3 separate regions of the Homo sapiens genome follow, and regions 1 and 3 are each linked to region 2. The links are chromatin contacts, found by Hi-C or POLR2A ChIA-PET in ENCODE. All regions are on one chromosome and are shown on one strand. The core of a region is the stretch at or near the end of the contact, and the rest is flanking DNA. Distances in the headings are between cores, read along the strand shown. Region 1 has its middle 23 kb from the start of INPP5F. Region 2 overlaps RGS10 (regulator of G protein signaling 10). Region 3 overlaps GRK5 (G protein-coupled receptor kinase 5).

Region 1 (4,820 bases), core at 2,076-4,575, 200 kb after region 2:
CTAAATCCATACTTGCAGTGAGCCGAGATCACACCACTGCACTCCAGCCTGGGCAACAGAGACTGTGTCTCAAAAATAAAAATAAATAAATAAATCCATACTTGATGGCCCAGAGCCTAAGATTTGACATTAGTACGCAGCACAAGAGATCAGCAGGTATGGCAGGGATATGAAGATGTCTTATGTGAATGTGGCATTAGATCTAAAGAAGGAATTGGAGCTGTATTCAGGTAATCAGGACATTTGGGTTCCAGTGCCAGGTCCTCCCACAAATTAACTGGAATACTTTGGACAAATTCCCTAAACATTAGCTCTTCATCTGTAAAATGATGCTGCTAAACTAACTGAAAATCCCTTTTCATATTAAATTTCTACACTTTGATGATTCTAGAGAGAACCATAAGAAAGAGAGAGTGAAATAGCTGGGACAATTAGGAAACTGAAGAAGAGGGAAAAAATGGGGGCAAAGGACAATTCTAAGAACAAAGAAGGTGATAAAAATAATTCAGAACAGCAGAAAGTGAGATAGTAAAGTAAAATATGGTAAAAAGGAGAAAATAAAACATTAAATATTTTCTTGGAATTACAAAGATAAATCACATGAGATTTCATTTTTAAGCCCAAAGAGAAAGAAGAAATCTGGTTATTTGTATTTCTCTTGCATAAAGAGGCAATCTTCAGGAGTTATTTTGACGTGTCTCTCTATGGTTTCTCAATTCTAAAGAAAAAGAAAAGCCGGGCGCGATGGCTCACGCCTGTAATCCCAGCACTTTGGGAGGCTGAGGCGGGTGGATCACGAGGTCAGGAGTTTGAGACCAGCCTGGTCAACATGGTGAAACCCCGTCTCTACTAAAAATACAAAAAATTAGCCAGGTGTGGTGGCACATGCCTGTAATCCCAGCTACTCAGGAGGCTAAGGCAGAAGAATCACTTGAACCTGGGAGGTGGAGGTTGCAGTGAGCCAAGATCGAGCCACTGCACTCCAGCCTGGGCGACAGAGCTAGACTTCATCTCAAAAAAAAAAAAAAAAAGAAAAGAAAAGGAAAAAAAAAAGAGAGCTGATGTCTATCTCTTTGAGCTGTCAGATTGTTAAAACTAGCACATAGCAGTTATTGAGTGAACAAATGCTTTTGTAGGAGAAGGTAGAGAAAGAATATTGTGGGGTAAAAGGAGGTAATTGGGGTCAGGAATGAATCATTCAATTTCGTTGGATTGCTTCCAGACTCAGAAAGAATGCTTACATTTCATGATTTCATCCAACCTCCAAACAACGCCCGGGACAGATCAGGGGAATAATGCTTAGCTCTCAGCCACCTGACTTCCATGACAATGGGTCCCTGTTGTGGGGTGTTGTATGAGTGGCTTATTCTGATTCTGTTGGTCGGTCAGAAATTTGCTGAGGTGCAGAGGCAGCACTGCACAAACGGAAAACGGTAGCTCCTGAACAAACCGCTGCTTGGTGCAAAAGAAAGGAAGGAAGCTTCTGTCCCTGGCCTTTCTCATCCCATCCTCTACTCCTTTCACCTGTCCTAGTTGTGTTGCTCTTGGGGTCAGAAGTAGGGTGCATATGCCTGTATCTGTAGTTTACCCTTTACCCTCTTAGGGTCCGTGAGACTTTGGCAAGTTCCTTCTGTGCTCTGCCCTTCATTTTCCATGTCCCTAAATGGGAATGGTCATGTGTATTAAACAGACTGATGGTGTCTACCACAGTCTTAAGCAGAATGGAAGCTCAAATATGTTAATTATTTTTACTATATGTTTTCTGTCTGTGAACATCCCTCTCCTTTCCTTCTAAAGGATACATGAACTGTTTAGAACAAAACACTCCATTTCAGGACAAGTTTCCTCTGGAAAAAAACAAAAAACAAAACAACAACAAAAAACACAGTTACCAGCTTCAAGGATGGGGATGTGAAAATGTTGTAATGGAAAAGCTGCATATAGAGAGAGAGTCTGTGAGACGGTAAGTTTTAAGTCATAGATAATCATGAGTCTTAGAGGTGGGAAGAACATCTAGAGAGAGCTTATTCAGAAAGACATTCTGGGCTATTTCAACAGTAAAGATGATGCTATCTCCATTTTTGGGGGGAGAGTCATGGCCTTTGGTAGTTTTGAGTGTATTTACCACTAGGTAGTAATATCTTGTTTTCAAACTGATTATTGCTGACTGAATCATGTCCCCTTAAAGATATGCTCAAGTCCTAATCCCCGGTACCTATGAATGTGAGTTTATTTGGACATACATCCTTTGTAGATCTAAAAAAGTTAAGATGAGGTTTTACTGGAACACTAGTTCAATGACTGGTACCTTTATAAGAAGAGAAAAATTTGAACACTGATACAGACACACAGGGAGAGTGCCGTGTGACAAATGAGACAGAAATTGGAGTGATATATCTACAAGCCAAGGAACACCAAGAATTGCAGGCAGCCTGCGGAAGCTGGAAAAGGCAAGGAAGGATTCTCCCTTGGCGCCTTCAGAGGGAGCCTGGCCCAGCCAACACCTTGATTTTGGATTTCTAGCCTCCAGAATTGTGAGAAAATACACTTCTGTTGTTTACTGCCACCCACTTTATGGTCATTTGTTACAGCAGCCCTAGAAAACCAATACACTGACCAAATGACCACATCTCTTTGTCCCCTCTCTTATTTTATTTATTAATTCACTTATGTTTTATAGAGATGGGGTCTCACTATGTTGCCAAAGCTGGTCTCAAACTCCTGGGCTCAAGAAATCCTCCCACCTTAGCCTCCCAAAGTGCTGGAATTACAGGCATGAGCCACTGTGCCCAGCCCCCTCTCTTATTGTAATCAGTAGATTAATCCTGGTTCTCAATAGCCTTGAGGTTTCTGATGGAAATTTTAATATAATTATTAACATATTCTTTGTTTTTGAGACGGAGTCTTGCACTGCTGCCCAGGCTGGAGTGCAGCGGCACGATCTCGGCTCACTGCAAGGTCTGCCTGTTGGGTTCACGCCATTCTCCTGCCTCAGCCTCCCCAGTAGCTGGGACTACAGGTGCCCGCCACCATGCCTGGCTGATTTTTTATATTTTTAGTAGAGACGGTGTTTCACTGTGTTAGCCAGGATGGTCTCTATCTCCTGACCTCGTGATCCACCTGCCCTGGCCTCCCAAAGTGCTGGGATTACAGACGTGAGCCACCACGCCCTGCCAACATATTCTATTTTTACATTAAAATAATATATATTTGGATTGGGGAAACCTTCTGATGACTGAGTTGGTAAGCTCCTAGGAAAGACAGAAACTCACTCTGTAGGCCCCATCCTGCACAGCTAGTAGATGCTGCAGGGAGAACTGGGCATCCCCCAATGATGTGATGCTTCAGTTTCAACATCTGTAAACGCTGCTGATATTTCCTTCCTGCTACTTCAGAATAAAAATACGTCTTTAAAGTATTTTGAGCTCTATGGAGCCTGCTGTAGAAATTTAGAGGTAGCATGATAATCATCCTTCATCTTCGTTTTTTTTTTTTTTTTGAGTCTTGCTCTGTCGCCCAGGAGGCTGCTTTTTTTTTTTTTTTTTTTTTTTGACTGACCTTCCCTTCTTCTGAACTTGTTATTCACATCTTGTCCTCAAGACATTTTCTCCTTGGTACCGAGCAATAATTTTTGTTCTGATGTCATTGGTGATTCCGCACCTATGGAAAGCTGTTATTTTCCATTCTATCAGGAACTCAGGTATTTATTTCAATCTGTTCGTAGCAGAGAAGAATATTTCTGTTGAATGTATTCCTGTTCTTGTCAGGTTGTAAAGATGAGTAGAATGGGATGCCTCCCTAGCGCTGTGAGTTGTTGTTGTTGTTTGTAATATGTGAAATTGATGTAAACCCTCCTGACTTCAAGTTTTCGAAACCTCCCACTACTGCAATGAGTCAGATAGAACCAGGAACTGACACTAAGCTGATGACCCGAAAAGGGATCCATTGCTGAATTACACCATCATTAGTGAGAAGCTCCTGATCTCCTACTTTCTAACTCCAAGAAAGGTTCTATTTGTCGGTTGAAAGAGAAACTCAGCCACAGGTGGTGGGGTACGTCTATAATTCCAGCACTTTCGGAGGCTGAGGCAGAAGGATCACTTGAGGCCCGGAGTTCAAGAGCAGCCTGGGCAACAGAGTGAGACCCTGTCTTTACAAAAATAGATAGGGATATTTTTGTATGCTTCCTTTCTGGCTCCAGTATAACCTTCTTCTAGAGCTTCTTTGTCCTCAAACCTTAAGGAAAATATGAATAGCTATTCGGTTTTGTTTTTCAGTGTGTACAACCTTTGGGCTCTTATTCTGTCTGCAAAATTTAGACGTTTTTGTTGCTCATTGCTCACCTTCTTAATTTTTTTTTGTTTTTGTTTTTGTTTTGTGAGATGGAGTCTTGCTCTGTCGCCCAGGCTGGAGTGCAATGGCGCAATCTTGGCTCACTGCAACCTCTGCCTCCTGGGCTCAAGTGATTCTCCTGCCTCGGCCTCTCAAGCAGCTGGGATTACAAGGTGCCTCCCACTCAGCTAATTTTTGTGTTTTTGGTAGAGATAGGGTTTCACCATGTTGGCCAGGCTGGTCTCGAACTCCTGTGATCCACCCACCTTGGCCTCCCAAAGTGCTGGGACTACAGGCGTGAGCCACTGCACCCAGCCACCTTCTTAATATTTTTAAGAGGAAGATACTTTCCCACATTAGGTGTTGATTATGATTGACATTTTTATGATTTAAAAAAACCCTGTTTATTCTTAGTGGGCTTACTCATTCAGAGAGTCTGAGTATTATTTTTAGCACACAGCAAACCTGTTATTTTAGATTAGACTAAT
Region 2 (4,997 bases), core at 2,296-4,795:
TAATAGGCATTATCCTAGTCTAATTATTGAGATCACCCCCTCTTTTCTCCCAAAAGTGTCCTAGTTTGATTGATAAATTATACAGCCACCTTCAACATTAGTGAATTTTGCAAACAGGAAAGTCTGAGTTGGGAGGCTCACACGCAACAGAAGCTGGTCACTTTGTACAAATAGAAAGGGCTTAGCAAACATCCTGGAAAAGGCCTGGTGGCAGCACCCAACCCCCTACAAATAGCAGGAACAATTCACCAAAGGGAACTGAGCCTGACCTTGGCCCTGGTGGGCTCTGCTCTAAAAGTGGAGTTCCTGGGCTGGCGGGGACAGCCTGGCCCAAGCGTGCCCCGCCTGGCCCAAGCGTGCCCCATTCACAGCCTCCTCACCCAAGAAGGGCAGGCTTCAAGGCAGCATTTCTTTTCCCCGTTGAAGTCTCAAGCCAGAGTTAGCAAGTTCAGCAAAGGGCAGGAGCAGAGAGGAAAGGATTATGATGTGTCCCCGATGGGTACAGGAGAAGGGAACAGCCCCACCAACTCCAACCTCAGTACGCACCTGTGCTACAATCCCATTCAACAACACCTTGAGTTGCCATGGGGACCCTGAACAATTTCCCACTTGTGTTTTTTTTCCTTCCTGGTTGAGATCTTGTTTCTGTCAAGATGAACTATTTATCTGTGTTGCATGAAATGTCATGGGTTGTGGTCAAAACCAGGACCAACCCACGCACAAGAAATAATAACCCTTTGATGACACTCACACACAAGCTTCCCAAGTCTTTAGAGGCTGTCAGTGATTCATTTTCTTTTTCCAGCACTGAACTTGCTCTCGAGAAATATTTAACCCAAAAGGCGACTGGCAGGCCATACCCCCAGTAGCCTGGGTTTGCCGGATCAACTCATGTTTGAGTTAATTTACCAAGTGACCTGTGGACATGCGTCCACTCACCAGAGAGGCAGAGCAAACACTTACAAGGTAAAAGGTAGTGTGATACGTTTCACCTTGTGGCCTTACATGAGGTTTAATTAAGCTACAAAATGCTCGACGTGTCCAGTGTTGAAGGAATCTCTGTTTTGTAAACTAAAACTTCCAAGTTATTATTATTCTTTTTTTATGTTAGCTTAGCCATCATGCAAAATTTACTGGTGAAGCAGTTAATAAAACACACATCCCATTGAAGGGTTTTGTACATTTCAGTCCTTACAAATAACAAAGCAATGATAAACCCGGCACGGTCCTGAGAGGAAATTCCTTTGCTTCTTAAAGCTGCCAGTCCCGGCTTTTTGGGGGCTCATGTGTTATAAATTCTGGAAGCTCTTTTAGCTGCAGTTTGAGCATCAGGCAAATCTTCTTCCTCTTCCTCGGTTCGCTTGTGTTTTAAAAACAAGTCAGACTTTAAGAAGCGGCTGTAGCTGTCGTACTTCATGAGATTAAAGATCTAAGGAGGAAAAGAAAAAAGAGTCTGAAGGCTGAGGCTAATCCAGGCCATAAATCATCCCATCAGATATGTATTAATACCTACCATGTGCCAAAGAATACTAACATGTGCAAAGAACACACTAAGAAAGCTCAAATAAGTCATCTGCTAGACAAGGCAGATTTCCTGGAGATTTTTGGTCATTATGCAATAATCTCAATGGAATATATAGACAGTCACATGAACAAATATGCCTTTATTTTCCACGGAAATATAGATTCACACAGCACTGATTCAGACCCTTGTACCAAGAAGTCCTTCAAGACTCTCCACTTTATTTGCCTAGATAAGACAAGGATGTATTTCTCCAAGAGCTTGAGACAGCCGAATAGAAACCATTTCTGTAGAGACAGTGGTGTTAAAAAGATCACTGACATATCATATGATGCCAGCATTGTTAAGACTCCCAGTAAGTCTGGCATCCGAGATCTCAAACAAACCTATTATTGTACCAGGAGTCAAAATGAGGCGTGCTCACTGCAGGGCAGGGCAGCAAAACTATAATCTTAGCAAGGGAACAGGTCCCAAATAAAGAATAGAGCAGCCAGCTGCAGAATGCCAACATCTGTGCCATCAGACAGGCTGGGGAGCACATCCCTAGAATGAAACAACTCTAAGGTATGTCAGGTGAGCGAAGAGGACACCCGACAGAGCTGAAGTGCCCCAGATTAGACGGCTGCCCCCGCCGGCATGGCAGGTGCTCAGAGGGCTGTCCCCAGGCACAGTAGCTTCCTCTGGCCGCCACTGAACCTCTTTTCTGGGCCACAGTCCTTGTGACCAGCATTCATTCTCCCCCACTGCTACCCAATCCTGTGCCATCTGCCCTCCTCCCTTGCCCCAGGAAAGGGGCAGAGAAAGAGAAGCACAAAGCCTTTTCCAGCTGTCAAGGGCTATGATCTCTTTCCCACCCCTCATTTCTCTCTCTCTCAGACCTTTCCACTTAACTCGCAGTACACTCTGCAACTAAAAATCCACATGGTTCACCCTGGTACACGGAACAACCAAGTGGAAAGTTCCAGAGATGTCTAGAATGTCACTGACTGCCAGGCGGGGTTGTCAAGTGGATGGTAAAACCCTGACATCTTTTAAGGCTGCCCTCTCCCAACACACATACACTATTTTGTAAATTAAACATCTGAGGGTGCTGGGGGCGGTGGCTCACACCTGTAATCCCAGCACTTTGGGAGGTGGAGGCAGGTGGATCACTTGAGGTCAGGAGTTCAAGACCAGCCTGGCCAATATGGTGAAACCCCGTCTCTACTAAAAATACAAAAATTAGCCGAGCGTGGTGGCACACACCTGTAGTCCCAGCTATTCAGGAGGCTGAGGCCAAAGAATCACTTGAACCCAGGAGGCAAAGGCTGCAGTGAGCTGAGATCACACCACTGCACTCCAGCCTGGGCAACAGAGTGAGACTCTGTCTCAAAAAAAAAGAAATAAAATAAAAATTAAAAATAAAACAAACATCTGAGGGACTCAAAGGACTCAGAACATCTGCTTGGAGGATGGGAGGTGCTTCAGGAGGGAACTGGAACCCTCAAATTTTACACCTTCATCTTCCCAAGATGGCTTCAACCACAGCAGAACTGCCTGAGTCACTGTGCTATAAACAGAGTCCACAACCCAGAGAAAGACCTGGGACTTTAGGTTTTCTTTAAACTGTTAAACTAGCGCCTGCCCATCCCCTGGTGCCCTTCTAGTCTTGCCCGAGTCCTCCAGCTGCTCAGCAAGACCCTGCCTCCTTAAGCCCCTGTCCTGTGCCACACTAGAGCAGTCATCTATCTTGTAGCCATCCTGTAATTCCAGGTGTGATTGTAATTTGCTGAGGTTTACAGAAAAAAAAAACAAACTTTTTTTTAATCCCAGAAAATACAAAAATCATAGCCAGGGCTGAGGTGGGGGATGAGAAACGCCATTACTCCTTCATGGCCTCCCACCGACGTGCTAAGCAAGCGTCACCATCTGCCTTATTCAGCCCTTCCAGGCACAAGAGTCCCCAAGGGGAAACTTTCAGAGGCTCACCTAGTTCAAAGTCTGCAATGAACGCTCAAATGTGACTAATGAAACCAGTTGCACGAAGGTCCCACCTGGCACCCAGCCTCAGTCCTGTACCCACTCCCACCCCAGGTCCACGCAGATGGGACCCACCACTCTAAGCAGGATGCGGTGCGACCCAAGCGTCTCGTGTGAAGTCTGCATGTGGGAGAGGAACATCCTGTTTGCCTGTAGTGGCTCTGAGGCTCAGACTTCAAAGTAGAGAAGAAAAAAGGCCGGTGCTGGGGGCACCCAGGGCAGAGGAGGAGGGGGAGGGAAGGAGGCTGCTTCGGCTGGGAGGAAGCTCAGGGGCTGCACCGGGCTGGCAGGACTCGACCCCGAGATCCCGAGATCCCAAGGCTGCCAGCAAGCCTGAGGGGAGGGGGCTGCGAACTATTTATTAAGAGCATAAGGGCCACTCCCTACTGGGGCAGGTGTGAAATGCCCCACGAGTGCAGAAGTCCCTCAGGCAGAGGTTTCCTCCTCTGAGAGCCCTTGCCCATCTCCCGTGCTGCTGCAGTGACTGGGAGGCAGCTGTGGCTGTTGGACCCAGACAGGCTGGAGAAAGGAGAGGATGTCGCCCCCAAAGCCCTCGTGCGCCTGGGCTGTGGGAAGCCTGATTGCTTTACATGGGGTGCACGGGCAGACTTCTGACTGCCACCGGCCAACGACCCCCTGGGCCTGGCTCAGGAGCACACAGCAACAGGGTGCTCCTGGGACGGGGCTCAGCAAAGGTGACTTAGAGGATGGAGAATGCAACTAAGGCCGGGTGCGGTGGCTCATGCCTGAAACTCCAGCACTTTGGGAGGCTGAGGCGGGCGGATAGCAAAATCCTGTCTCTACTAAAAATATAAAAATTAGCAGGGCTTGGTGGCACCCACCTGTAGTCCCAGCTACTAAGGAGGCTGAGGTGGGAGGATCACCTAAGCCCGCGGAGGTTGAGGCTGCAGTGAGCTAAGATCACGCCACTGCACTCCATCCTGGGTGATAGAGCCAGACCCTGTCTCAAAAAAAAAAAAAAAAGAGAATGCACCTAAAACTTTCTTCCAAGAAAGTGGCCAGAGATCGTGTGCCCAGCTACTGGCCAGAGCCTCATCTATCACAGGGAAAAGAGCTGTGACTGGGGCCCAGTAAGTGTTTACCAGTGGCTGAAGAGAAATCGTGCGCTGTGCAGCAGCAGAGGCTGGGGAAATGAACCCGGCTAGTACCAACGCGGCTGCAGTGCCCTCCAGCCCTGCGCTGGGCAGCGTGTGGGCATTCTTTCATTCAGTTCTCCCTCCAGCGCTCTGAAGACCCCCATTTGACAGAGGAAGAAACGAGGGGCTTAGGGGTTCCTCACAGTTCTGGAGGCTAGAAGTCCAAGTCAAGGTGCCATCAGGGTTGGTTTCTCCTGAGGCCGCTGTCCTCGGCTCGTAGACCACACCTTCTCCCTGCGTCTTCACAGGGTCTCCCCGGTGCACGTGTGTCCTTACCTCCTCTTCTCACAAGGACACTA
Region 3 (4,563 bases), core at 1,016-3,515, 230 kb before region 2:
GGATTTGGCCATTTGCTGGGGTTGGGTGGGTGGGGGGGAAGAGTTTTTTTTTTTTTTTTATGGAGACAGGGTCTTGCTCTGTTGCCCAGGCTGGAGTGCAGTGCTGTGATCACAGCCCACTGCAGCCTTGAACTCCTGGGCTCAAGTGATTCTTCTGCCTCAGCCTCCTGAGTAGCTAGCACTGCAGGCGTGTGCCACCATGCCCAGTTAATTAAAAAATTATTTTTGTAGGGCTGGGAGCGGTGACTCATGCCTGTAATCCCAGCACTTTGGGAGGCCGAGGTGCGCGGATCACCTGAGGTCGGGAGTTCTAACCAGCCTGACCAACATGGAGAAACCCCATCTCTACTAAAAATACAAAAATTAGCCAGGCATGGTGGCGGGCGCCTGTAATCTCAGCTACTCAGGATGCTGAGGAAGGAGAATTGCTTGAACCTGCGAGGCGGAGGTTGCAGCGAGCCGAGATCACACCATTGCACTCCAGCCTGGGCAACAAGAGCGAAACTCTGTCTCAAAAAAAAAAAATTCTTTTTGCAGTGACAGGGTCTGCCTGTGTTGCCCAGGCTGGTCTCAAACTCCCTGCTTTAAGCGATCTTCCCACCTTGGCCTCCCAAAGTGTGGGATTACAGGTGTGAGCCACCGTGCCTAGCTGTGTTTTGTTGTCTGGCGCTGCTTTAGATGACCCCTGCTGCTGTCAGATTGCCCGTCTGGGAGCTGGGGTCATACTTGTGGGGTCATAACAGGGCCTTGGGCAGCAGACTCCTCACCGTGGCCAGGCAAGGGATTCCCACCCTGGGTTGGGCAGCCCTCTCCACAGGATGGCAAGGGGCTGGAGGCTCAGCGGACGGGCCCTGTTTTAGGGATTGAGGACATGGCAGGTAGATAGGCAATAAAAGCACCGAACCAGCCTTAGGTTCTATAGCAAGGAGGTCCAGCACCGCTCGTGGACCCAAACTGTCCTCCAGGAAAGGCGGGAGGCAGCTTAGGTGACCTCTGCACGTGTTTTCAAAGCTGTGGTTTTGGTTGGGAGTTTCATGCTGGCTCAGCCACACAAACAATGACATGGAACAGGGAGGCGCTCCCATGTCAGAAGATGGGTCCTCTCCACCCCAGCTCCTCCACACTCCCCACCCCCCACAGCCCAGCCAGGTCCAAAACCCTACATGCTGCCTCATAGGAAATGGGGTCCCCTGAGGAGAAGGACAAAAGCAGACAATTCCTGAGGACAAGAGGAAGAGGAGGACGGAGTCTCCCTTGTTTGTGCTGATTCCCAGTGAGCATCCTCTCTGGAGCCCACTGGGGTTTGGGACTTGCAGGGTGTGTCACTAAATGGCAAGGAACAAGGTAGAGACGGCTGGCACTCACTGTCTCTGTTGTGGACACTGGCCTCACCCACAGCTCCATGCACACGCCTAGATGCAGAAATTTTCTGTATTGGTTGTTTATCCATCACCAACTTCTAAAGCAGCAGATGGGAAAATGGAATGAACAAAGTCAACTTTAGAACAAGCTTTGTGTTAAATTGAGTACACATAATTCGATTATTTTAAAAACAAAGCCCAAGCAGTGTTTTTCTGTTTTTTTGCATGCAGTGTTTTCCGGTGTAAAGAGAATTCACTGCCGGAGAAGCCCCAGCTTAGCTTCCTTCTGCCCCTGGGCAGCCCCGTTGGTTTCAGCAGATGGTCCTGATGTCTGAGGACCTGCCACAGTTTGCGCCAGTCCTTCCTTTTGCTACTTTTGTTGCCCAAGACGAGGTGTGATTTAGTGGTTAAATGCCAGAATGCTGGGCTGGCTGGATTTGAACCTTACCTCCTTTGAGATTCAATTAGGATGTGACCTCCGACAGCTTAATTTCCCTGAGCCTCTGTGTTTTCATCTGTAAAATGGGTACGATAATAGGGTTGTTGAGATTTGGCAGGTGATAAATGCTGACCAAGTGTTTGCTGTTGCAGTAGTTGTTATGGCAGTTGTCGTCACTGTCCCCAATGTCATCACTATCATTCTCGTCATCTCAGGACACTGAGGAAAGGCTGAGCTAGTAATGAATAGGGTTGGACTGGTGCTGCCTCTTTAGTGCCTAAGAAACGCTACCCTGGCCCTGTCTCCAGGCCTTGATCTCAAGGTGGGATTCATCCATCATCCACCACGGCCCAGGAGCCAGCTGTCCTCACTTCTGGGGTGACTTGTGAGTAGATAACAAAGGGGGTGCCCTCACCCTGCAGCGGAGTCCCCATGGGCCTTGGGGCCCAGAGGGAGATGGTATCTGTTTCCCATGGGCTTCCTGTCACAGGCAGATGACATCTGCTCTCTGCTCAGGGTAGATTTGGGGGCCTCTGCCACTGGCTGACTGGAACTCTCTTACCTCATTCTAGACTCTTCCAGGCAGCTTTCTGTTTGTTCTCTAACAGAAACATAGAAACAAACCAGCATCTTTTCTAAACAAAGAGGGACTTTTCACAGGAAGTTTGATGACCTGACGCGTTCCCCCTGCTTGTTGAAGCACGAGCCTCTTCTCTGACAGTTAGGGTGACTTGCTGGAGAACAAACAATAGACAATAGTTGTGGCCTACTTCCCGTGAGAAGCAAGAATGGTACAGGTGGATGTTGGGAGCCCCCAAACCCATGGAAGGGGTTTCCTGAGGACGTCCTATAGTCCCTGAACATGCAGCCGAGGGTTCCTGGGGTAGCAGCACCCGTGTGGTTAGCCCTGTAATGGGCTCACATTATGAGGCTTCCGTGGGTAGGCCCTGTTCAGAGAGCTTTGCGTGCTCTCATCCTGGGGAGTCAGGGTTAGGTTTAGGGTCAAGACTGATATAATGGCCAGGCACAGTGGTTCACGCCTGTAATCTTAGCACTTTGGGAGGCCAAAGCGGGTGGATCACCTGAGGTCAGGAGTTTGAGACCAGCCTGGCCAACATGGTAAAACCCTGTCTCTACTAAAAATACAAAAAAATTAGCCGGGCATGGTGGTGTGCTCCTGTAATCCCAGCTACTTGGGAGGCTGAGGCAGGAGAATTGCTTGAACCCAGAAGGCGGAGGTTGCAGTGAGCTGAGATCGCACCACTGCACTCCAGCCTGCAAGATGGAGTGAGACTCCATCTTAAAAAAAAAAAAAAAAAAAAAAAGTTGCTGAGTTGGCTCTCCAAGCCTCTTTCTCAGAGCCACCTTGGAGGGGGCCAGCCAGCTCCAAAGCCTGGGGTGTTGGCCTTTGGGAGGGAGGGGGCCTTGTGCCAGTCCCCCACACTTTGTCTGCTCCTCCAGCCTCCTTGGAGTACCTTGAATGTACCTTCCTATTGCTGTTCCCTCTGCCCAGAGTCCCGTGCTCTCCTCTCCACATTCCTTCACTGCTCATTGGCATTCAGGGTTGGGCATAAATATTACCTTCTTGGGGGCCTGTTATTTGCATCCTAACTAGCAGGGCTCCTTTGCAGCCCACTGCCAGCCCTGCCATTCTTCATCACAGTCCTCTGTTCATCTCTTTGCCACTTGTCACCAAAATGTGTAATTGTACCTTCATTGATGTCCAGTCAGCCTTCTGTATCTGCAACTTTCACATCTGTGGATACAACTGACCGCAGATTGAAAATACTCAGAAATAAAAGGATGCTTGGGTCTGTACTGAACATGTACAAACATTTTCCTTGTCATTATTCCCTAAACAATACGTTATAGCAACTGTATACACATAGCACTTACATTGTATTAGGTATTAGAAGTAATCTAGAGATGATGTAAAGTGTATAGGAGGATATGCATGGGCTTTATACAAATACTACACCATTTTATATCAGGGACTTGAGCATCCATGGACTTTGCCATCTGAGGGGGGCACCAGAACCAATCCCCTAAGAAACCAGGGGACAATTGTTCACCTCCATGACAGGCCCATAAGCTGCTCTGTGCAGGTGCAGGTCTGTCATGCGGCCCACAGCCCTCTCTGCAGAAGACCCTCAAATGCTGGGGGAATGCACAAATTAGCTGGGGGGCAGTCTCTAGGAGATTTTCAGCAGTTTCTCCTGAGAGGTGTGAAGCTGAGAGTTAAGTAGGGTTTTGTAGGTGTAACAATAGGCATTTTCCTTCCAGCAGCTCAAACTGCAGTGTGCTTGGCACGTTAGTGCAAAGGAAAAAAACTCACTTCATTCTTAAGAAAGCTCTGGAAATTTCATCTGTGTTTGAGTGAGTTGGCATGCTGGGCCCCTGGCGGAACACAAATGTGGAATTTGAACTCTACCCTACCTCAGAGAGCAAGGCTGAAGCGATAGGATGAAATGCATTTAAATGTCATGAGTGTTATTATTAGTCGTAATCTTATCTTTGTTAATAATAATAACAGGACCCGCCTAGAAGTGACTGAATAGCAGACCGGGCTTTCGTAAGTAAGCTCACACTGTCAGATAGCACCAGGACCTGGGGTGGCGCCGGCGCCGTTAGGGAGGGAGTGTTCACCGGAAACCTGCCCGGGCCACACGTGTACAGCCACATCCTCCACGCCCTTTGGGCGCTGGTCATTCAGAGAGGCCCTCTCAGACACGCCTGGCCTCTTTAGAGGCTCTCTCATCCCCT

The links. Hi-C counts contacts between places; a loop is a spot of excess contacts on that map. ChIA-PET counts read pairs that join two places held with the same protein, here RNA polymerase II (POLR2A). Pooled maps may share reads with other maps.
Region 1: a pooled map shows a loop between it and region 2 (5-fold over the local background). The contact joins two enhancer-like sites. A Hi-C loop is called at or near these places in 17 of 37 single-sample maps with no recorded cell type and 11 of 50 pooled maps. POLR2A ChIA-PET finds 5 or more read pairs at or near these places in 1 of 52 experiments (GM10248).
Region 3: a loop to region 2 is called in a map of CD8-positive, alpha-beta T cell, with 2.9 times the contacts of the local background. The contact joins two enhancer-like sites. A Hi-C loop is called at or near these places in 1 of 168 maps with a recorded cell type or tissue (CD8-positive, alpha-beta T cell), 2 of 37 single-sample maps with no recorded cell type and 8 of 50 pooled maps. POLR2A ChIA-PET finds 5 or more read pairs at or near these places in 4 of 52 experiments (H1, PC-9, T-cell and 1 more).

Annotation. Positions count from the first base shown.
Region 1 is chr10:119,700,771-119,705,590 of GRCh38, forward strand. No RefSeq gene overlaps it. Among named protein-coding and RNA genes, the nearest start is that of INPP5F, 23 kb to the right of the region's middle. RefSeq lists enhancers at 3,168-3,217, 3,228-3,277, 3,908-4,187. Within about 2 kb of position 3,326, at least 6 of the 41 ENCODE cell types and tissues checked have a DNase peak (open chromatin) inside an H3K27ac peak, as active enhancers do.
Region 2 is chr10:119,498,831-119,503,827 of GRCh38, forward strand. RGS10 (regulator of G protein signaling 10) reads right to left here. Exons shown (of 5, transcript NM_001005339.2): 5 at 987-1,429. The coding sequence ends at 1,283. Among named protein-coding and RNA genes, the nearest start is that of RGS10, 41 kb to the right of the region's middle. Within about 2 kb of position 3,546, at least 8 of the 41 ENCODE cell types and tissues checked have a DNase peak (open chromatin) inside an H3K27ac peak, as active enhancers do; they include CD8-positive, alpha-beta T cell, where a contact is called at or near this core.
Region 3 is chr10:119,266,731-119,271,293 of GRCh38, forward strand. The region is part of intron 1 of GRK5 (G protein-coupled receptor kinase 5); the gene reads left to right. Among named protein-coding and RNA genes, the nearest start is that of GRK5-IT1, 61 kb to the left of the region's middle. RefSeq lists enhancers at 1,990-2,219, 2,350-2,599. Within about 2 kb of position 2,266, at least 12 of the 41 ENCODE cell types and tissues checked have a DNase peak (open chromatin) inside an H3K27ac peak, as active enhancers do; they include CD8-positive, alpha-beta T cell, where a contact is called at or near this core.